2 separate regions of the Homo sapiens genome follow, and region 1 is linked to region 2. The links are chromatin loops, found by intact Hi-C in ENCODE. Cell type or tissue: K562. All regions are shown on one strand. Links, peaks and the distances in the headings refer to the core of each region. The heading gives the core; the rest is flanking DNA.

Evidence for each region. A loop is a pair of places that touch in the nucleus more often than their neighbours do. Peaks named below come from ENCODE experiments on the same cell type or tissue, not always from the same donor. Only the 100,000 strongest peaks of a DNase experiment are listed, where the experiment ranks them.
Region 1: it touches region 2 in a loop (11-fold over the local background); 17 of 110 quality-filtered maps call a loop at or near these places.

What each region holds. Positions count from the first base shown.
Region 1 is chr1:154,543,030-154,553,806 of GRCh38, reverse strand. TDRD10 (tudor domain containing 10) reads right to left here. Exons shown (of 13, transcript NM_182499.4): 9 at 9,697-9,844; 10 at 9,290-9,435; 11 at 8,858-9,012; 12 at 6,328-6,398; 13 at 5,660-6,129. The coding sequence ends at 6,097. It overlaps UBE2Q1 (ubiquitin conjugating enzyme E2 Q1), which reads left to right. Exons shown (of 13, transcript NM_017582.7): 5 at 635-775; 6 at 987-1,071; 7 at 1,343-1,403; 8 at 1,624-1,714; 9 at 1,828-1,886; 10 at 1,988-2,036; 11 at 2,315-2,410; 12 at 2,803-2,869; 13 at 3,338-5,230. The coding sequence ends at 3,369. It overlaps UBE2Q1-AS1 (UBE2Q1 antisense RNA 1), which reads right to left and starts at 198. Exons shown (of 2, transcript NR_046668.1): 1 at 135-198. RefSeq lists an enhancer at 6,907-6,996 and a silencer at 7,080-7,374. In K562, for the core only: a CTCF peak has its summit at 7,213; a DNase peak (open chromatin) is centred at 7,206; H3K27me3 peaks cover 2,093 bases.
Region 2 is chr1:154,342,551-154,353,026 of GRCh38, reverse strand. ATP8B2 (ATPase phospholipid transporting 8B2) reads right to left here. Exons shown (of 28, transcript NM_001370597.1): 15 at 10,066-10,231; 16 at 9,726-9,914; 17 at 9,459-9,574; 18 at 8,970-9,134; 19 at 8,773-8,884; 20 at 8,527-8,632; 21 at 8,242-8,386; 22 at 7,873-8,056; 23 at 7,482-7,705; 24 at 7,144-7,227; 25 at 6,551-6,796; 26 at 6,269-6,407; 27 at 4,489-4,619; 28 at 1,723-4,187. The coding sequence ends at 3,909. Among named protein-coding and RNA genes, the nearest start is that of ATP8B2, 22 kb to the right of the region's middle. RefSeq lists enhancers at 2,729-3,712, 3,713-4,697. In K562, for the core only: CTCF peaks have their summits at 4,415 (motif pointing left) and 7,588 (motif pointing right); DNase peaks (open chromatin) are centred at 4,376 and 7,626; H3K4me3 peaks cover 32 bases.

The sequences.
Region 1 (10,777 bases), core at 2,778-10,777, 200 kb before region 2:
CTATGCTCAGTGAGCTAGTTGCTTGCTCACTTAGAGCAGGATGAATAAGGGGCTAATTCTGTTCTTGACCTCTTCCATATATCTCTCTGGACATCCTTTCTCATTTCCATCTGGCAGTGCGTGCCTCTGCATACCTGATTCATGCCTTGCATTTGTAGCGAGGAGAGGAGATGTAATGATTCAGGTTTCTCCTTTAGGCTTGGGGCCCTGAGAACTCCCGGGTGCAATAGTCACCTGGTGAAACATGAGCTTTGAGTCACAGGGTCAGGCCCAAGTCATTTCTGCTAGGAATTAGGGAAGAGTTTCTGCTGCCAAGGGAGTTTTAGGAACAGTTGGAGCAGGGTCAGTCCAGGAAACAAGAGGGCTAAGTCCCTGCCTCGATCTCAGCTGCAGCTCTGCTCGTTTCCGAAGTCCTTGCTGTAGCTTGAGAGCTGAAGATTTAGACTGTGGAGGGAATGGGGCTGGAAATTGTTCTAAAAATGGAAAGCACGTTGCGTTTATAAGACTGCTAGATGGACTGCTTCACTTTAACTTTTGGCTCTTCGCCAAATGGGACTGGGAAGGTGATGGTCATTCTCTAACCTGTGTCGGTTTTTTTCCTTTTCTTTTCACTCCCACCCCACACCTCCTCCAGGACACAGAAGACTTAGATCACTATGAAATGAAAGAGGAAGAGCCAGCTGAGGGCAAGAAATCTGAAGATGATGGCATTGGAAAAGAAAACTTGGCCATCCTAGAGAAAATTAAAAAGAACCAGAGGCAAGATTACTTAAATGTACGTGCCTTCTAGAGAGAGGCTGGTGAAGGGGTTGGTGGGAAATGGCTGGGAAGTAGTAGGCCATCGCATCTCAGTATGGAGAGCAGACTCCTTTTTTGTGCCTAATCCTTTCTTAAATCCTGGGCAAGCTGCCAGACTGCCCCTAAGGTCTAACGTGTGTTTATAAACCACACGACCAAGGAATGTTCCTGTCATCCGTCCCTCACAGGGTGCAGTGTCTGGCTCGGTGCAGGCCACTGACCGGCTGATGAAGGAGCTCAGGGATATATACCGATCACAGAGTTTCAAAGGCGGTGAGTTTGCCCCAGAGAGGGGCCTGCACAAGAGTCACCCATAAAGAAGGGTATGGTGGCAAGGGGCCCAAGAGGTTCTGGGGTCCAGGAGTGCTTATGAACTTTTCAGGCCAAGAATGGAGCTCCTCAAGCCAGTGGCTTGGTTGCATGTCCATCTGTGGTGAACCTAGAGCTGTTGATCTTTTTCTCTCAGTCTGGGAAAGGGGTCTGCATTAGAGACCACTCACCACCTGGACCATTCTACTAACACCTGTTTTTTCCCTCCTTCCAGGAAACTATGCAGTCGAACTCGTGAATGACAGTCTGTATGATTGGAATGTCAAACTCCTCAAGTGAGTGGGGACTCTGGGATTGGAGAGGAAGTTGAGGAGGAGTGTGAGTGGGGCTACTGTGGTGGGATCTCCAGGGCAGCCCCATCCAGCATTTTCATTCAGGGTCCCGGAGCGGGTGTGGGCAGTGGTTTCGTGGTCTGCTGCCAGCCAGGGCAGGGGAGCCCTTATGAAGCTCCTGAGGTGGAACCAGGCATCTGAGCCCAGGCTTGTTGCTTCTTAGAGTTGACCAGGACAGCGCTTTGCACAACGATCTCCAGATCCTCAAAGAGAAAGAAGGAGCCGACTTCATTCTACTTAACTTTTCCTTTAAAGTAAGACTTTTCTTTTCCAGTCTCTCCCTCTGGCCTAGGCTGCCCAGTCTGCCTGACAGTCCTGTGGAGGATGCTGGCCTCCCTCCCCTGATTGTCGTCTCTCTCTCTCTCAGGATAACTTTCCCTTTGACCCACCATTTGTCAGGGTTGTGTCTCCAGTCCTCTCTGGAGGGTGAGTGGCTGGCATGCGGAAGAGGGCATCTCCTCTGGCAGAGGGCGGGGAAGAGACTTGGAGATTTTGTCAGGCACAGCTGACTAACCTTTCTCATGCAGGTATGTTCTGGGCGGAGGGGCCATCTGCATGGAACTTCTCACCAAACAGGTGAGCCTGTCTCTCCTCCTTGGCCAGGCCGGCCTGGGCGGGGATTGTCTGAGCTTTACAGCACACACCCCTACGGGCTGGGTGATAGACATGATGTGGCCCTTTCATTCTGCTGGGCTGGGTCTGCACCCACTGACCTAGACAGACAGGTGGTGGCAGTGCTGGGGGCAAAGGGCAAGGGCCCTCCTATAGACACAGCTGATTGCCCAGAGGACAAGCATGAGGGTTCTCTGGAAGCTCCATCTGGACCTGCTTGCCTTGTCCTTCCCTTCACCCAGGGCTGGAGCAGTGCCTACTCCATAGAGTCAGTGATCATGCAGATCAGTGCCACACTGGTGAAGGGGAAAGCACGAGTGCAGTTTGGAGCCAACAAAGTAAGGATCCTGGTCCTGGGGCTGGTGGGGCTGGGTGGAGCCAAGTACACTTGGGGCCACTAGCAGGCCAAGGCTGCCTTCTTTAGAGGAATGAGCATAAGGCCCCCGGGCTGGTGGCATTGGATGAGAGGGCCTAGGGTGCCCACAATGGAACAACTGTGCCTTGGCCCCTAGGGGCACCCCTAGGACTTTTGGGAGGTTTCGGGTCTGGAAAAGGAAGACTATGGGATTATGCCTCCAAGGGACCTCGAAGGTGGAGGGTACTTAGTGTTTTACTAGACCACAGTGCTGGGAGCTGGGACTCTGGGGTCTCTGGGTGACAGCCTGCAGAAGGTGAGGGGCAGTAAGGCCACAGCTAGCCATGGCCTGATCTGGTGGCTTCCTCTCCCCAGTCTCAATACAGTCTGACAAGAGCACAGCAGTCCTACAAGTCCTTGGTGCAGATCCACGAAAAAAACGGTGAGGCTGGAGCCAGGACTCAGGAGATTCGGACACTTGCCACACCCAGGTTTTCACTTCCAGCCACAGAGCAAGAACCCCTTCTTTTGGTTTCTGATACTCAACCACCCATTAACACAGCACCTGCCCCAGTTCTCCCAGGAGGGACTGGCGGTGGCTAACATTCACAACCTCTTCCAGAAACACACCAAAATGATCGTATCACCGATAAACTTGGTGCTACCCCCTTCTTGACCACCTTTTGAAAAAGCTCATCTAACTCTCCCATCATCTCAGGTTGGGCACATCATTCCCCCTTCTCATCTCCAGGTATGCAGGCTCTCAGCTTCCCATACACCTCTCCCCACACAGCATAGCCCTCCCCAATATCCTCTTATCTCTGCCACTGGAGACGTCTTCAGGGATTGGGGCAGGACAGGGAGGGTGGGCCTGAACCTTCACCTCACTGACCATTCCATTTCTTTGCAGGCTGGTACACACCCCCAAAAGAAGACGGCTAACCCTGGAGTATCACCCTTCCTCCCTCCCCAGGCACCACTGGACCAATTACCTTTGAATGCTGTATTTGGATCTCACGCTGCCTCTGTGGTTCCCTCCCTCATTTTTCCTGGACGTGATAGCTCTGCCTATTGCAGGACAATGATGGCTATTCTAAACGCTAAGGAAAAAAAACAAACACAGAACTGTTTCAAGTACTCAAGACTGACTTACAGACCAACCAACCACCTTGCTGGAACCCTTGCTAGCAGGCATTCTTATAAAAGAAACTTTCGAGCCTCCTTATATTGCTGGAAACTCAGCTGTGCTCCAGACTAGAGCCTCCTTACCTATGCTATGGATTTTTAATTTATTTTCTCTTATTTCATGTACACTGCTTTTTTTGGTTACAGTGTATGATGGATGTGTATGAAAAAAATGTATCTTTGGGAAAACAATTACAGTTTGTTAATTTGAAGATGCTGGTCTTGACTCATCTTTATTTTTATTCGCACATCCCACCCCATCCCCTGAACTACTTGGGAGGTGGGGAGGGGTACGAGTCCACTGTTGCTTTGGTAGAGATGAGAGGCCGCATTTTGCTGCTAAAGCAAGAGAAACTTGGAGCTGAAGCACACACCTGGTCTGCCCCTAGATTTCTCCTCAAGGCCTCTGGAGCAACCAGCACTTGCCCCCTTGGAATGCAGAGCCTGGCCTGCCAAACTACAATGTGGTAGGCTGAAACGATGGTGTTAATTCTTAGGACTACTTTTCTAGTCACAGATGTTTTCAAATTTCTAAGAAAAAGAAAATGAGGCTCAAGAGGCTGCTTCGTAGAATTCCTTTTGAATGAATTGAGTGGGGATGGGGACACAGTCTCCAAGTGTGTATGTGGTCTTTTCTGATCTCAGCTGTGTGGCTGCAACTCTTCGCTGTTCATTGGTTCCTCTCCTGGAAAGTGGCTTCTAACCAGCACTGGATGGTGATCATTGGTAAGCTTTGCTCACCTCCCTCTCTCTTGCTTCATTTGGCTTTATCAAAAAGAACAGACCTAGCTCTGAATTTGTTTGGCTTGGGAAATTATGGATTCTTTCAAGCCACTCCCACAAGGTGGGTCCTACTAGAAAGGGTTAGCATTTTAAGGGGGGTTGTTCTATACACCTGTGTCCTTACCCCAGGCTCAGGAACTGCCAGGGAGGGAAGATGAGGTGGGGAGTCTGTACTGAGATGGAACTGTCAGTGCTGTGTTGTATGTACTTGCTGTTGTAAAAGTTTGGGCATGACTTTGCATCTAGCGGGTGCTGCCTGCATCTCTTTGTCTGTAAGCTTGCTCTGGGACTCAGCCTCTTAGGACCTACGATGCCAGCAGCTCTCATTAACAGTGAAATGACAGAGGCCAAAGATGGCCAAGTGAAGACCCAAGTCTCAGAAAACCCAGACTTGGGACAACTGCCTGGGAACTAGGATGCTAGAGCAGTTCTGTAATGCTTTGAGACACAGCAATTTTCACATTGGCCATTCTTTCCCCTCCCCTACCCCTTTTCTTTTGAGGGACTTTTAATGTTTGCTGCTTTAGGTGGATGGAGAGTCCACCAGTCCCACTCAATGCTGCTCTAACTCTACCCACACCCACCTAATTAGGGGTGCTAATAAAACATGCTGAGGTTGAGATAAAGACGGGACATAAGGGGAAAATTCATTCCATAGAGCTGAAATCTGGTTTTCAAGGCCTCTGTGGCTTTCTTCTGAACTTACCACCAGCCCTGGCTGGAATGTAGATTGTGTTTTTAGTAATGTGTACTGTGAGCTGTCTTCTGTATAATGTATTTTGTAATGTATTTTTCTCATCTACCAAAGGATGAAACAAATAAAATTATTTAAATAGTTTGGCTCTAATAAAATTATTTGAAGAAACAGTGGGGTTCCTGTTCACTTGACATAGAGGGAAATGCCTGCCCCTGTGAGTTGCATAACACCAACTAACTCTAAGAGAATCCTCCATTTTTCTTGCCAAACCCAGCACTCCCTTTTATGACCTTAAGTTTAGGGTTCTAATAAAGTACAAAGTATAAAAAAGAAACAAGGCCATATCATCATGAAACAATTTTCTTCTCTCCACTTAGAAGGCAAGGAGAAATAATGAAACTAACTCTTAGGTTGTTCCCCTACACTTCAAACATGTATCTATATCCCAGGCAGGGTTTGCATGGCCCAGAGCCCACACTGGCAGGCTCTAATCTCACTGCAGCAGTTTTAGAGGGCACGGCAGGGCAGTGGAAGGGTGGCTGGAAAGAAGTATCAATCACTCCAAACTCATGAAACATGCCAACATTTATTTGCTCATTGGTTAAATATTCTCTACCTATTCTACATGGAATGCCAGGAAAACCAGCAGAGGGCTTCTCCATTATCCAGAATCTGTTAGGACCACTTATATCATGCTCTGGGGTGCAAAGAAGAGACACAAGAAAGACCATCCCAGCTGCCTCAGGCTTTCAACCTAATGGTAGTTTCCTATGTTTGGTTCAAATGTTCATGCCAAGTTGGGGAACTGAAGACACATGACAAATGAGACTTCACTCTCTTTTGAGAGGGAAGCTGGGAGTAAAAGCAAAATTGAATCAATCCTGGGCACAGTCTGGCCTTTTTCACCTCCCAGGCCTCAAGAGTGAAAGGGGTACGAGAAGACAGGGCAGGTGGCCTCTGGATCCGTGGCAAACAGGAGAGGGAACATGCTGAGGGAAGCCCCGTTATTTAGACTCTTCAAACTTTAGGATGTGCAACTGGAAGAGAAAGACAAAGCCTTGGTGGGAAGGAAGGCCCACCCGAGCCAGTTCACCCAACCCCTCAGATAACCAGTTCGTTTGATCTAAAAGAATGCCAGGTAAATACTGTGTCCAGGCCTAGGCAGCAGCCTGCTGCAGACACCCCAAGGGCAGGAGTGGAGGGACAACAGCCAAGTTAGATGCAGGAGCAGTTACCGCCGAGTTCAAAGCACCAGTGATTTTCCCTTTGAGGATTCGATGGACAACCTCATACGAACTCAAAATGTCTGCAAAACAAGACACAACAACAAAACCTCAGTGGCACGGGGTTGGGCAGGAGGAGCAAAGGAGGGAAGCAAAAGGCGGGGGCTGCAGGGAAAGTGCTCTGGCCGCCAACCAGCTCCAACCAGCAAGTCTCTGCTAGTTCCTGCTAAATCCCTGCTGCCAGGATCAAATGAGATGATAAATGCTGAAAAGGTAGCATAGGGGGAGGGCAAAATAACAGCAGATAAAGGGAGGAGGCACTTGTTAAAATAATTACAGGGATCTGGGATTTTTAATGAGAAATTCTACTGGGGACAGAAAATCACGTTCACTGAACTCTGCTCTGAGAGTTCCGGCTGGATAGAAGAAGGTTAAAACCAGAGAGGTTTTCACCATGAGACGCAAGCACTCTTACATGCTGGAACCAGGCAGGGAGCTCATCAAAAACCCACCTTTCCCCAGGATGTCGTCCCTCACGCAACTCCCACCATCCCACCAGAGTCCCCAAACTCTGGGACTGTTTGTATGTATGACACTGAATCACTAAGAGTCAGACCTAGGTTTCATCCCCAGCTATGCCATTTTCTTGCTATTAAGTATGAGTTCATTTCACTTTTCTGAGCTGTATTTTCCTCATCCATAAAGGGAGGAAAACTGACGCTTGTCTGACTTATCTCTGGGTTGGGGACTCTGGCCCTTCTGACAGGCTGGGAGCTGCACTTTGAAACAGGAAGCTCCTCTTCCCTGGGTCACCTGAAGAAGCTCCTGATGCCTGGCTGTTCCCAGCCTGGGCAGCAGGGACCCTCTTCATGCAATGACCCAAGACAACCTCTGGGTGGTGCTCCCTGCCCACTGGGCACAAGCCCCACCAGCCTCCCAGGAAGCCTTGGCCCTGCACAATTGGGAGATGCCTTTCCATCTTTAAATATATATATTATATATATCACGTATTATATATTATATATGTTACATAATATATAATATATATTACGTGATATATATAATATATACGTAATATATAAATTACATTATACATATATTTTATATATATATATATTTTGGCCGGGTGCGGTGGCTCGCACCTGTAATCCCAACACTTTGGGAGGCCGAGGAGGGCAGATCACGAGGTCAGGAGTTCGAGACCAGCCTGACCAACACAGTGAAACCCCGTCACTATTAAAAATATAAAAATTAGCCAGGCGTAGTAGCACATGCCTGTAATCTCAGCTACCCAGGAGGCCGAGGCAGGAGAATCGCTTGATCCCAGGAGGCAGAAGTTGCAGTGAGCTGAGATCACGCCACTGCACTCCAGCCTGGGCGACAGAGCAAGACTCCATCTCAAGACTTAGTTTGTCTGAGGGCCGGGCACGGTGGCTCACAGCTGTAATCCCAGCACTTTGGGAGGCCGAGGTGGGCGGATCACGAGGTCAGGAGTTCGAGACCAGTCTGGACAACATAGTGAAACCCCATCTCTACTAAAAAAAAAAAAAAAAAAAAAAAAAAATTAGCTGGGTGTGGTGGTGCGTGCCTGTAATTGGGAGGCTGAGGCGGGAGAATTATGTGAACTTGGGAGGCGGAGGTTGCAGTGAGCCGAGATTGCGCCTCTGCACTCCAGCCTGGGTGACAGAACGAGACTCCATCTCAAAAAAAAAAAAAAAAAGACTTAGTTTGTCTATAAAACGTTTCCATCTCAGCTAAGCGCGGCAGCTCATGCCTGTCATCCCAGCACTTTGAGAGGCCAAGGTGGAAGGATTGCTTGAGCCAAGGAGTTTGAGGCTGCTATGAGTTATGATTATGCCACTGCACTCCAGCATGGGCAACAGAGTGAGACCCTGCCTCTGAAAAAAAAAGAAATTTTTTAAATAAAACTTTTCCATCTTACTTCCTGTGTATGTGTATGTATGCTTCTTCACCTCCACTTCTCCTGACTGCCCCCTAAAACATTCTTTCATCCTTTTACATTTCACCTAACTTCGATCTTGAGAAGGGGCCTCTTCATTTCCACCTATGGAGAAACCCACAGGTGTCTGAAGCTAAATGAATCACATTAGGAGAGTGCAGTGCTAAGTGCTGTGCTCTGGCGTCTAGCACTGGCATTCGAGTGCTAGTTTTCTTCTATGGCAGAATCTTTTTCCAGTGAAATCTGAAGCAACACGCCAAGTATGTAAAACAGATGAAAGCTGAGCAGCTCTGGTGGAAGCAGGGGTGGGAAATCTGCCCTCTTCTCTCCCCTTCCAGAGAACTCAGCCTTTGGGCAGCATCTGAGGTCCCTGTTGGGATCTTGGGCTCCAGATCCCAGGCATGAAAACCAACACTTGAGAGGCAGCTTTGCAGGGGTCATATGCTGAAAACTGGGGTTGGGTGGAAAGAGAGACTGAAGCACCTTGGCCGCCCACTATGCTGCTTCCTGTTCAGGTCCCAGAAGCAACCATGGCTTCTCCTGTCCCTGAAACCCTTGGGAGGAAGATAGAAGATGTCTCACCTTTCTCCAGCATGAATGGCTGAGTCAGGGGTGGGATGGTCCAGAAGTCGTCGCTGTCTAGGCTGCGCAGAGACTGCACAGGGATGGTGGCCAACTGTCCAAAATCAATGAACATGACCACAGCCCAGGTGTCCACCCTGTCCAGCACCCAACACCTGGCAGAGGAAAAGAGAAAGACAGAGGACAATCATTCCGCCTAGTGCCATGCACAGCAGTCCTCAACAAAGTGGATGTGAAAGTGGAGGTAGGAGGGAGGAAGAGCGAGTTTGCTCTGTTTCTCCCCAATCCTTGAGTGAGGAAATAAGGATAAAGATGATTTTGAGAGAAGAAGCCACAGGAAAAAAAACCAGAGCCCAAAGGAAGAGAATGCAAGAAGGGAGCATTTTCCCTGCACGCCTCTCCCATAGACTCTACCCCTGCCCAGGCACACACCTGTTCCAGGCGTGTCCATAATCCCCCAGGTGGTACTCTGCCAGACAGCGAGTCCCGCGCATAACGGTGGAGCCCTCCAGGTAGGGCTGCTGCTCCTCCGCCTGAGCCAGGGTGCTAAACAGAGCCTGCATGTTCTGGTGCAGAGCCTGTGGGGTGCAAAACGCAACGGCCCCACTGCCTGCACTGCATTACAAATCTGCCTCCGTAGACGTCACCTGTTATGTTAGCACCGCTAATCCGTCCCAAGGCCATCAGGTATGAGGTGGGAGAGAGAACGAGACTGAACCCAGGATCAGACCGTAGTTACCCTGCATCTCCACCACTGACCGGCCCCGTCACCATGCCCACCCTAGGGAGGCCACGCAGGAAGGCACAGGAGCCTGAGGGGGCCAACAACCAGTCCATACCTCAGTGACGTGCATAGCCCAGAAAAACGGGGTCTTCGGGACGATACTCGTCACCAGCAGCCCCGCCTCCCCACGGACGCTATGGATGAGTGCCAGCCAGCTCAGGTCTCGGAAGCATTCCCTCAGGAGCAGCACCAGGAAGGACCCTCTGCGGGAAGAGCAAGGGGAGCAAGGAAAGGAACGACTGGACCAACGCAAGGAAAGGAACGACTGGACCAACGCCTGTCCTGCAGGAGGCTGAACTGCCTGGGGGATGAGTCCCCTAAGCAGAAAGGCTGTGCCCACCCCCTCTAGGGTGGGAGCTAAAGCCAGTTCCCAAGTAATCCCAGTCCACGGCAGAGGAAAGGAAGGGCCATTCTGGGGGCGTAGGGGTTGAAGAGTTCAGGAAAAGGAAGCAGCAGAGGGAAACAAAAACACACTGAGAAACTCCGAGAGAGGTGGATAAAAGTCCTCAATGGGTAGATTTGGGGCCTCCTAAGTGATTCACGAGCCTCTAAATGATGCAGGTGTGGACTGTCCACCATGCAGGATATGCCTTCCATCCCAAAGCTGCTCCTCCCCTGCGTCTACGCACATTCCAAATGTCACCCTGCTGCTCCACTAACTCAATTACCTGCCTAAACCACACGGGGCTAATGACACCCTACAGCATTTCAAGTCAAACTGAGTATTCTGGCACTCTTGACATTAAGAACGGTATCCGCTGTTAAAGCAAAGCAGGGGACATGGTGGGCATGATGATCTCATGGCATCCAGGGCAGGGGACGGTCACAGGCCTTTGCTGTACATAAGTGGAAGCTGATTTTATCATTTTGTTTTATTTATTTATTTATTTTGAGATGGAGTCTCACTCTGTCACTCAGGCTGGACTGCAGTGGCACAATCTCGGCTCACTGCAACCTCTGCCTCCTGGGTTCAAGTGATTCTCCTGCCTCAGCCTCCCAAGTAGCTGGGACTACAGATGCCCACCACCATGCCCGGCTAATTTTTTATTTTTAGTAGAGATGGGGTTTCGCCATGTTGGCCAGGCTGGTCTTGAACTCCTGACCTCAAGTGATCCACCCACTTTGGCCTCCCAAAG
Region 2 (10,476 bases), core at 675-8,674:
GATTGGGAAGCAAGTAAGGGTTCACATATGGAAGCAAGCGACCAGGAGGAAAGGGAGGGGCCGTAGTTTTCGCTGGGAGCACAGATGGAAGCGGGAAGAACTGAAGAATATGGATGGCCAAATGCTGAATGAATTGTGAGAGTTCAGAGGTGGAGCTCCTCCCGACGGCAGTGGGCGCCCATGGGTGTGTGCTGCTTTAGTGGAGTGGAGAGGAACGCCCTTGGAGATAAGCAGGCTCAGTGGAACAAAGCTGCGGTATCGGACAGACTTCACCTCCACGCACTCAGAAAAGGCACTAGGACGATGGGGACCTAGGGGCTGGAAGCCACTCCCACAGGAGCCCAGGTGCTCAGTCAGCGCAGGGAAGGAAGACCAGGGATGCCTGCGGCAGAGGGGAGAAAACGGGGAGCCCGAGTGCCCGGAGCCTCCGTGGAGGCGTGTGTCTATATCGCGACGGAGAAAACGCGTCCCCAAGAGGCAATGAAAGTTAAAATGACATTGGCCCTGCCCCTCAGACACACATAATAGGATCCTGGGTGCAGGAGAGCCAGGGTCAGCGAGAGGAGCCAAGGAAGACATTCCCAGTGGCTGAACAGACCCCCAACGGGAGGCCAGCGCAGTGCTGAAGACCTGTCTTGTGGGAGGGGTGGACTTGGGGCCTCACCAGCCTCAAGGGATTAAGGCTTCTTTCTGTGTTTCGGGGGTGGGGGCACTGAAGCCAGATGCCACTTGCTGCCCAAAGCTCAGGGTTCCAGACAGACCCCAAAGAAAGGCTTGTGTGGACTGGACAGCCTCTCCCTGGGTGGAGGTGGGTGTCAGGTGGTGTTCCTGGCGGTCTGTGGCGGGATTCCCGCCAGGGGCCGTTTCTCCTGAAGAGGGAAACAGATCTTATCTTCACATCTTCCCCCCATACACCCTCCGCTCCCCCACCCTTTTTTTTTTTTTTTTTAATACAGGCGGGGTCTCCCCATGTTGCCCAGGCTGGTCTTGAACTCCTGGGCTGGGCTCAAGTGATCCTCCTGCCTCAGCCTCGCAAAATGCTGGGATTACAGGCATTGAGCCACCACACCCAGTCTACGTTTTTGAGAAGGATTGTTCCATAACTGAAGACTGGCTGGGTCAGGGGGAAATTAGCCTGCGGGTGGGGCTGGATCATGCTGATATTGGCCATCGGCGGAGGAAGCTATACTTCTTTCTCCTCAGGCCAGCACTAACCCTGGCCCTGACTCCTAGGACCCCATCCTCATCCGCCCTCCCTTCCCTGGAGGAAAGCTCCCTTTAATATAAGACTTTAGCTTCCTTGATACTCACTTGAGAAGCCAGGAAGATGTGAGGCATGCGGAAAAGCGCAGAGTTAAAAAACAAAACCTTACAATATTTACCAGGTACTTTCCCTACACACACATCCATCTGGCGTGTGTTAGGGATGACAGGTTGGCCTGCGTTTGGAGAAAGGTAAACAGCTCAAGGTCCTAGGCACCCAGCCAAAGTCCATACGATATGCCGCTCAGTACCACCCACTGCCCCGTCTTCATCTTCAGCTGAAACTCAGATCCCGGGAGGTCTGCAAATGGATGAGGTGCTATCCCACACCAGTCAGATTCCAATTTGTCCAAGATATCCCAGATCTACCCACTCAATTACATTTAAGAGACAGTTTCTGTCTTTACTTTCACCACCAGTCTTGGTTAAACATCAGAAAAGAGACAAATTACACACTTCTCAGAAATTGAAATTTTATAAAAAGGCATTTTTCTCTTATATCCATAAAATGATATAATTTTTGCAAGTATAGAAATGTGTCATAAATTATAATGTTCCTTAATTACAGCTCAATGCAACTTGGTACTTTCTTCCCTCCCTAAAAAACGAGAGAGAACCAAAAAATAATATATATATATATAACTGTATATATATATTTATATAATATAGACAAACAAAATATGAAAAAAAATCATTTCCTCTTTGGTATAAAAATCAGACTCTCACCTTGAGAGACACACAGACAGACATGATACTGGGTTTGTAAACTGTGTGGCCAAAAGGGATTTCCCTGCCAAGACTTCCCCTCTCCCATTCCCTGCCCACCCGCCCCCACCTCACTGCAGCCCATCCAGTTCCTTTGGGGCTCCCATATGGAACATTTAAAATCCCCCTACCCACTCCCAGCTCCAAACCATTCCTGAAGAATCCCCCGACCCACTATCAAAGAAGAGGAAAGGATTCTTCTCAAGGCTGATTAGGTAGCGACTAACTTGGGAAATGCCTTATTTAGGGAATAGCTTCATAGGTGTGGATGAAGTAAAGGACAGGCTGTGGCCAAACTCTGACAGTGTCCCATCCAGACCAAGCCAGGCACTGGCCTGGGCCTGGTTTTGCCCTTATCCTCCTCTACTACCCGGCACAAGGATTCCACCACCTCTTGCCAGAGGCTGGGCCTGAGGGGCGGGGCTCCTTGCTTACTGAAGAAGGGAGCAGAGAGGCCAATTCCCGTTCCAGCCTCATCTCAGGTGCACAGCTTCCCCCTGCAGCCCCACCACAGGGCCCTGGGGTGTAGATGCAAGAAAGCACCAGATGGGGAGGCAAAGGGAGGTCAAAAGGGAGTCTGCCAATAAACTTGGGTTTAAATTTAAAATTAAAGAAAACTACGCCTCCCTGAGCTGGGTGTGGTGGCTCACGCCTGTAATCTCAGCACTTTGGGAGGTTGAGGTGGGCAGGTCAGGAGGTCAGGAATTCAAGACTAGCCTGGCCAACATGGTGAAACATCTCTACTAAAAATACAAAAATTAACCAAGCGTGGTGGTGTGTGCCTGTAATCCCAGCTACTCAGGAGGCTGAGGCAGGAGAATCGCTTGAACCCAGGAGGTGGAGGTTGCAGTGAGCTGAGATTGTGCCATTGCACTCTTGCCTAGGTGACAAGAGTGAGACTCCATCTCAAAAAAAAAAAGAAAAAAAGAAAAAGAAAAAAGAAAAGAAAACTACCCCTCCCCACTGACCAAATTTCAGACCCAGCTTTAGCTCACTAAGGATTTGGGGGCCACTTTCCTAGGCTCCAGCCCAAGGCCAGCAGGACTAAGGAATCCAGGAATTGATATGTGTGTGTGTTGGGGGCAGAGGGCAGCACTTTACTCTCAAGGTGAGGAAGCAGACAGGACCAAACCCTCCTTTACACTCTCCCACTACCCTCTGCTCATGGGTACCTCCCTCCCTGGTCAGCTCCTCTGCCCCACAGAGCACTGGTCACTGCAGGCAGAGCCGACATGGATCCTCCCAAACCACCCCACAGCCGGCCAGGCTGCGGCATCCCAGTGTGTGCCAGCCTCCTTTTCCCAGGAGAGTTAAGACACCAACCACAACATAAAAGTCACATAAAAGCCTCCTCCACTTGCCAAATAAAAAAAGACAAAACCAAACTGGACACAACACAAATCAAGGAGAGACATACACGATGTGAGGGGCCGAGGCCCCTGCAGGTCTCTGGCTTCCCGGCATGGTACATTCTTATGTAATTCAGGAACAGAGGCACTAGGGCCCCTCTGGGGAGTAGGAGTAAAAAAATAAGGAGATTATAGTCTCCCTGTGGGTCCCAGGCAGGGCAGGGGCAGACACAATCTCTCACAGTTTTTTCTTGTTTTTGGTTCCACTTCTGGTCCCCGAGTGGGGCTGGCTCCCCGTGCCTCAGCCTCTGCTCTGCCCTTGGGCCTGCTCCCTCTAGCTCCCCAGCTGGTGGAAGGGCCTACAGCTGGGAACAGATGTCCCAGCCATGTGTGGTGGGACCAGCAGGACAGAGTCTACCGGGGGGACGGGAAGCAAGGAATGAGGACCAGCAGTTCCGAGACGCTGTTCCCTCAGTGACTGGCCAGCCCTGGGTGCTCTGGTCACTGGCACAGGGCATCCATCCTCGGCCTTCAGCCCTTGAGGGGCTTGTCGGCACCGCCACTGGGGCTACTGGCACTGTCACTCTTCTTCCTGCGCAGGCTCTCAATCCAGCTGGAGCTGGAGCGGGTGGTGAAGCTGGAGAGCGCGAGAGAGCTCAGCCGCATGTTCTTGCCAGACATGATGAGCTCCCCGAAGCCCTCCTGATGGGAGAAGGCATAGCCGGAGCGCCGGGAGCCAGTGCGGCCAACCCGCCGCATGCAGCGGTGCTGGGCCTTCTGCTTCTTCCTCACGAGCTGTGTGTAGCGGACCTGCAGAGGGGCACAGGGAAGAGCCCTCTGTCAGCGTGGAGGTGTCAGATATCGCCAAGGAGAAGGGACCCACAGCACCCGGGACCAGGCTGACACAGAGGCCTCCGACCCACAGCACCTGGGACCAGGCTGACGCAGAGGCCTCTGTGGCCAGCTGCACAGGGTGTCTGTCCCCAGGAAGAACAGATAAGCACCAACACACTGAACAGCCACATGGCCCCACAGAGCCCCCCAGTGTTCACATGAGGCCTTTCCAGCCACCCCATCTCTGCCTCCCACAGCAGGTAGCCTGGCTTCTCACCGTGTCGGAGAGATCCGGCTTCAGGTTGAGCCTGAGGAATCGGAAGGCAACCACGGGCATGATGCAGACGACTGTGGTGAGCACAATGGTCAGCCACACCGTGGGCTGGGCCAAGGTGTTCTGGGCATTCCCTGGGGATGAAGAGGAGTCAGTGGCCTTGGGAGTCACGAGGCAGACATTCCCCGTTCCCATTTCTGGCAGCTCCACTTCCCTACTCTCAAAGCCTAAGTCACCTCTGGCTTCCCGCTTCTCCAGGCTCACCCTCCAAATGTAAATCTCCAAATTTAGCTCCAAACTCCCCCAAAGCTCCAGACCTGCTGCTTCAACTGCCAGACTTGACATACCAGGCATCTTGAATTTCCCGTGGCCCAAACTCAACTATTGTTTCCTTTCCCCAAATCTGATCCTGGTCTTTCTCAACTCAGGAAATGCCACAACCCATTCAGTTGCTCCAACTAAAAACCCTGCAATGGATCTTGATTCATTTCTGTAAAAATTTTTTTTTAATTTTTTTTTTGTTGTTTTTTATCTTGATTCATTTCTCTCTCTTCTTTGGACCCCACATTCAATCTATTGGTTCCATTTTTTTTTTTTTTTTTTGAGACAGAGTTTTGCTCTTGCCCAGGCTGGAGTGCAATGGCGCGATCTCGGCTCACCACAACCTCCACCTCCCAGGTTCAAGCGATTCTCCTGCCTCAGCCTTCCCAAGTAGCTGGGATTACAGGCATGTGCCACCAAGTCCGGCTAATTTTGTATTTTTAGTAGAGATGGGGTTTCTCCATGTGGGTCAGGCTGGTCTTGAACTCCCAACCTCAGGTAATCCGCCTACCTCGGCCTCCCAAAGTACTGGGATTATAGGCTTGAGCCACCGCGCCCGGCCTGTTGTTTCCATTTTCAAAACATCTCTGGAATCTCACGGCCTTTTACTCTATTCCGAGCCCTCATTAGGCTCACCTGGTGACTGCTCTCACCTCCTAGTCTCCCATTTCCACCCTTGCCCCCTACACTTTATTATCCACGAAACTGTAAGAGCGGCCCTTTAAAAACATAAGTAAGCTTCTGGTATTTCTCTGCTCAAAGCCCTCCAATGGCTTCCTCTCACATTTAGATTAAAATTCAAAAACTCAAAGTTCTTCCTCTGACCCATAAGGGCTTAAATAATCCTGACTCATTCCACACCCCCACCCTCCAACTCATTTCCTCCACTCCTCCCCAGCTCCACGTGCAGAAGACCTCCTCCCAGGCCAGGGCTGAAGGCCTTTATATTGCTGTTTCCTCTTCCTGGATTGACAGTTCCCAGAGAGCCACATGGCAGGCTCCCTTTCCCTTTATTCAGATTTCTCTGTGCTAGCTGGGCACGGTGGCTCACACCTGTAATCCCAGCACTTTGGGAGGCCGAGGTGAGTGGATCACCTGAGGTCAGGAGTTCAAGACCAGCCTGGCCAACATGGTGAAACCCTATCTCTACTAAAAATACAAAAATTAGCCAGGCTTGGTGGCGTGTGCCTGTAATCCCAGCTACTCAGGAGGCTGAGGCATGAGAATCGCTTGAACCCGGGAGGCAGAGGCTGCAGTGAGTCGAAGGCTGCAGTGAGCCGAGATCGCACCACTGCACTCCAGCCTGGGCAAGACTCCTTCTCGAAAATAAATAAATAAATAAATAAAATAAACAGAATACTTGGCACATAAGAAATGTTGAATGTGCAGATTAGCTGATGGTCCTGTTAGTCCCAGAACAGCTGTGATTCCTCACCGATTCAAGGAGGCCACGGGGACTTACCCACAAACCGGAACTGGTTGGGAAACATGTCGAAGAGCCCATTGCTGTGCATGGCAAAGAGGATGGCAAAGTAAACAGCAAGGCTTCCCCAGATGAAGAAGTGGTTGATGGCCGTCCAGTAGCCTGTGTCGAGCCCAATCTGCAGAAAGTAGGCATAGTCAGGCAGGCGCACGCCCTAAAAGCCCCTTCCCCCAGAAACAGAACTGTGGTGCCCAGGGCAGCCCCAGGGACAGAAGGCTCACTCCTTCCAGAGAAGAGGGGAGTTCCTGGATGGCCTCATACCTGCACGCTAACCACAATGACCAAGGATGTGGCCACAGTGACTGCAAAGGACTGGTAGTCAGCCAGCTGAGTGCCATCATCCCGGGTGGCATCAGCAAACACCCCATAGGGAATGAAGAACATGAGCACGGAGGTGTAGATGCCCTGGGCGATGCAGATGAAGAACTCCCGCTTGTTGAAGAGAAGGTTCAGCTGGCCCGGCTCATACAGCTTAGGGTACTCCATGCTCCGCTGCTCGGGGACATCCTGTGTGGGAGGACCATGTAGCATAGGGGGCCTCAGAGGTTGCCGTTTTGACCCTGGATGACCAAGGGCAGACTCTGACTCTGTCCCTGCCTCCTCCTTTCCAAAGTCTTTGGCAGCTAGAACCAACCTCAAGCCAGCTACCCCCAGACTAACTTAGTTCAGCAACCCAAGAGAGTTCTAGATCAGCTGCAGCCAGGAGGGAGAACCAGCCACACCTTCCCCGGCTGAAAGAACTGCCTTCCCAGTGGCCACAGGAAATGGGCACAAGTGTCACACACCACGTCTATGTGACTCCTTCAAGCAGTGACCTTCCCCGCATCCCATCTGATCATCAAACTCCCCCATACCTGATCAAAGACCCCCATAGCCAGGACTGGCAGGGAGGTGTACACGATGTTATACAGGGTGATGAAATACTGGTCATAGACGGTCTGGAAGAGAACAGGGAGCAAGGGAGCATGCAACCTTTCTTTGCTACACATCAGGCACAGGAAGACAGCTGATGTCACATACAGAGAACCCTAAGAAATTTTCTGAGGCTCCTTCTCTCCTCCTTTAATAAGCATTTTTTAAGAGTATGTACCAGAAAATAGCTAGGCCCTGGGGGACTGAGTGATAAACAAGACAGAACCTCTGCCCTCAGGTTTACAGATTTGCACAACAGTGGACTGGGAACATTTATTACCTGGGCTGAGAAGCCACAGAAGAAGCCAAACCAGAAGTGGACCATGGTGAAAGCAAAGTTTTTGTAGAAGAAATAGCAAAGAAACTTGCACATTCGCAGGTAGGACCAGCGCCCATGCACCAGCAGGAGGCGCTGCAGGAACTTGAACTGGGAGAAGGAGTAATCGGAGGCCAAGACAGCCTGGATCCCTTCCTGCCCACTGATCCCCACACCAATGTGAGCCGCTGCAGAGACAAGAGATGACAAGAGGGTGAAGATGGCCACCGGCCACACACTTTAGAGCCTACCAAGTTACAACCCCCTTCCCGTCATTCTTCTGCAGTCCAGAGACCTCAGTGGGCCCCTCCCCAGCCTCAAGCCCAGCCTACACACCTGCACAGCCCACACTCACTTTTGATCATGCTGACATCATTGGCTCCGTCTCCAATGGCAAGCGTCACAGCCTTCTTGTACTTCTTGACCAGTTCTACCACCTGTGCCTTCTGCAAGGGGGTCACCCGGCAGCAGATGACAGCTTTGCAGGCACACGCTGTCTCCAGAAACTCCAGCTCCATGTCTGCCTCCAGTGCGTGGGCCTGGAGCACAGAGAAACCTGAGAGAGCCAGTCTTTCCAGGAGACACCTGGGAGTCTCAGCTCCTCCCAGTCCCCTTTGAGACCAGTCTTCTCTGAAATCAGGGGAAATTAGAACAAGATATAAAAGCCCTGGACAGAAGTGCTCACTGGAAAGATACTGCCCAAGCTAAGGATAGCGATGCCTACCAGGCTGTGACCATTTATGACCAGGGCGTACTCCCCAGCAACGGCCTCCAGGACAGAAGTTAGCTTGGAAGAAGAAAGCTTGTCCTGATAGGTGAAGCCGTTGCCTACGGAGCGGGATGAGTCCATCATCTTCTCCCGGGCTTTCCTGTCGAGGTGGAAATGATACGGTTGTGGTCTTCCAGAACGGCAGTGGGGAGCAGGGATTCAAGTCTAAATGGTCCAGAAACCCCCACCTGAGCCCTGGGCACAACGCACAGCACCGCCTCCCCTGGGCTTCTTGTTTACCTGAGCTCCTCCCGCACCTCCAGGACAGTATGGCCAGTGACTATGAAAACCTCAGTCATGTCATCCGTCAGCATCTTGCAGGAATAGCCGATGTTCACAGCCGTCTCTACCAAGAGAGAACGCAGGAGCTACGGACAGGCACCCAACAAGGTCAGCACACTTGCCTGCCTGATGTCCTCGGCTCCATGCAAGGGTCCAACAGGGCTACTGTCAGTTGCAACTGGCTCTGCCCTGCTGGGCTCTCACCTTGCTTGTCTCCGGTTAGCACCCAAATCTTGATGTTGGCCAGTGTCAGGAGGGCAATGGTCTCTGGAACCCCTTGCTGAAGTTTGTCCTCAATGGCCGTTGCACCCAGCAGCTGAAAATACCACAAGGATTCCTGGCACAAGAATTGCAGGCATGAGCCCTCCGTGCCCATCCTTGGCCCGTCCCGCAGCCCGTACCATCATGTTGTTCTCAACCTCCTCATAGATGCTAGCCAGCCTGTCCTCCCGGCTGTCCTGGGCCAGGCTGGCCTGGAGGCGTCGCTCAGCCCACTCCTCGTAGTACTCTTCATCCAGATCCTTGTAGGCCAGCACCAGGGTCCTCAGCCCTTCCCCTGCGTACTCCTGGAGGCAGAGTGGAAAGGCACACCTGGGTAAGTCTGGAGAGCTAATGGACAGCGTGAGGGCGACAATGAATAATCCTGCACTGTAGACTGGGTGTGTGCCACATTCCACAGTTAGGGACTGTCACCACATACATAAAAAGAGGTAACTATGGGAGCTGGCTGATGTGTTAAGTTGTCTGACTGTAGTAATCACTTCACTATATATACACATCAAAACATCACGTTGTAGACCTTAAATTTACACAATAAAACAAACTTAAGTCGCCTCCCCCACACTAAGAGTAGAACCCCCCAGGCTGGCCCCTCCTCTCCTCACACCCACATTAAGGTGGTCCATGGTGGTGTTGAGCAGCTCTTGAGTGGAGTGGTGCAGTCTGTCCAGTAGGATAGTGTCAGCCCCTTTGCAGTAGAGTCGGATCTTCCCCTCTGGATTCCGCACTATGAATGGGGCAGGTGAAGAAAGTGCCAGAAAAATTCAGACAGGCAAAGACCCCCAACATAAACACATCAAGAGTCACCCGGCACACTTCACCCATTCCAGGCCTGAATGCTGTCCCCAAACGCCCCAGCACCCCAGGCCTGGCCTCACCTATGACCGACATCCGCTTGCGGATGTTGTTGAAGTCCAGGATGGCCAGCAGCTGGTAGGTGATGGCTGTGCCCATCTCATGGACGGTGATTGTTTTGGGGGTGCGAGAGCGGAAAACAAAACCAAAGTTCCTGGCTGCGGTGACCAGGGCCCCCTCATCTGGGGACTGAGCTTTGTAGTACAGCTCTCCTGGGTGGGGAGGAAGAATACACGTGATATAAGTGGCTTCCCTCAGCCACGTGCCCCGCCCAGGAAGCCCCAGCCCAGCCGCATTGCAGAGCAGAGCAGAGCCCAAGGGCAGAGTCAGGTCAGGAGAGTGCGAGCCGGCTCCTCGGCCCACCTTCGTTCTTTTCTTCTGACATGACAGTATGACACAGGGAAAGGAGGCGGAAGAACTCATGCGTGTGGGGGTCCCCGATCTTGACAGCCTCCAGCAGGCTGGGGTCCCAAAATAAGAACTTCTTGTCAGCCAGAGGATTGAAGGAGAAGTCAACAGGTTCAGGCCTCTGAAACACATAAGAAGGCTCTTAGGAAAGGCTAGAGTGCCAGGCTGCATCCCGGGGAAGGGTTCATCCCTGCCCTCCCAACTCTCAGTAGGCTCCTGTCCACGGTGGACCTCAAAATTTCCACTTCCGTCATCACCAGTTCTGCCTTAAAACACCCATTTCTCCAAGCAGCTTCCATTTCCTATCCAGACAACACATCACTCCTGACTACACTGTTACTGGCCAGGCACCCTGTTTCACTGGCA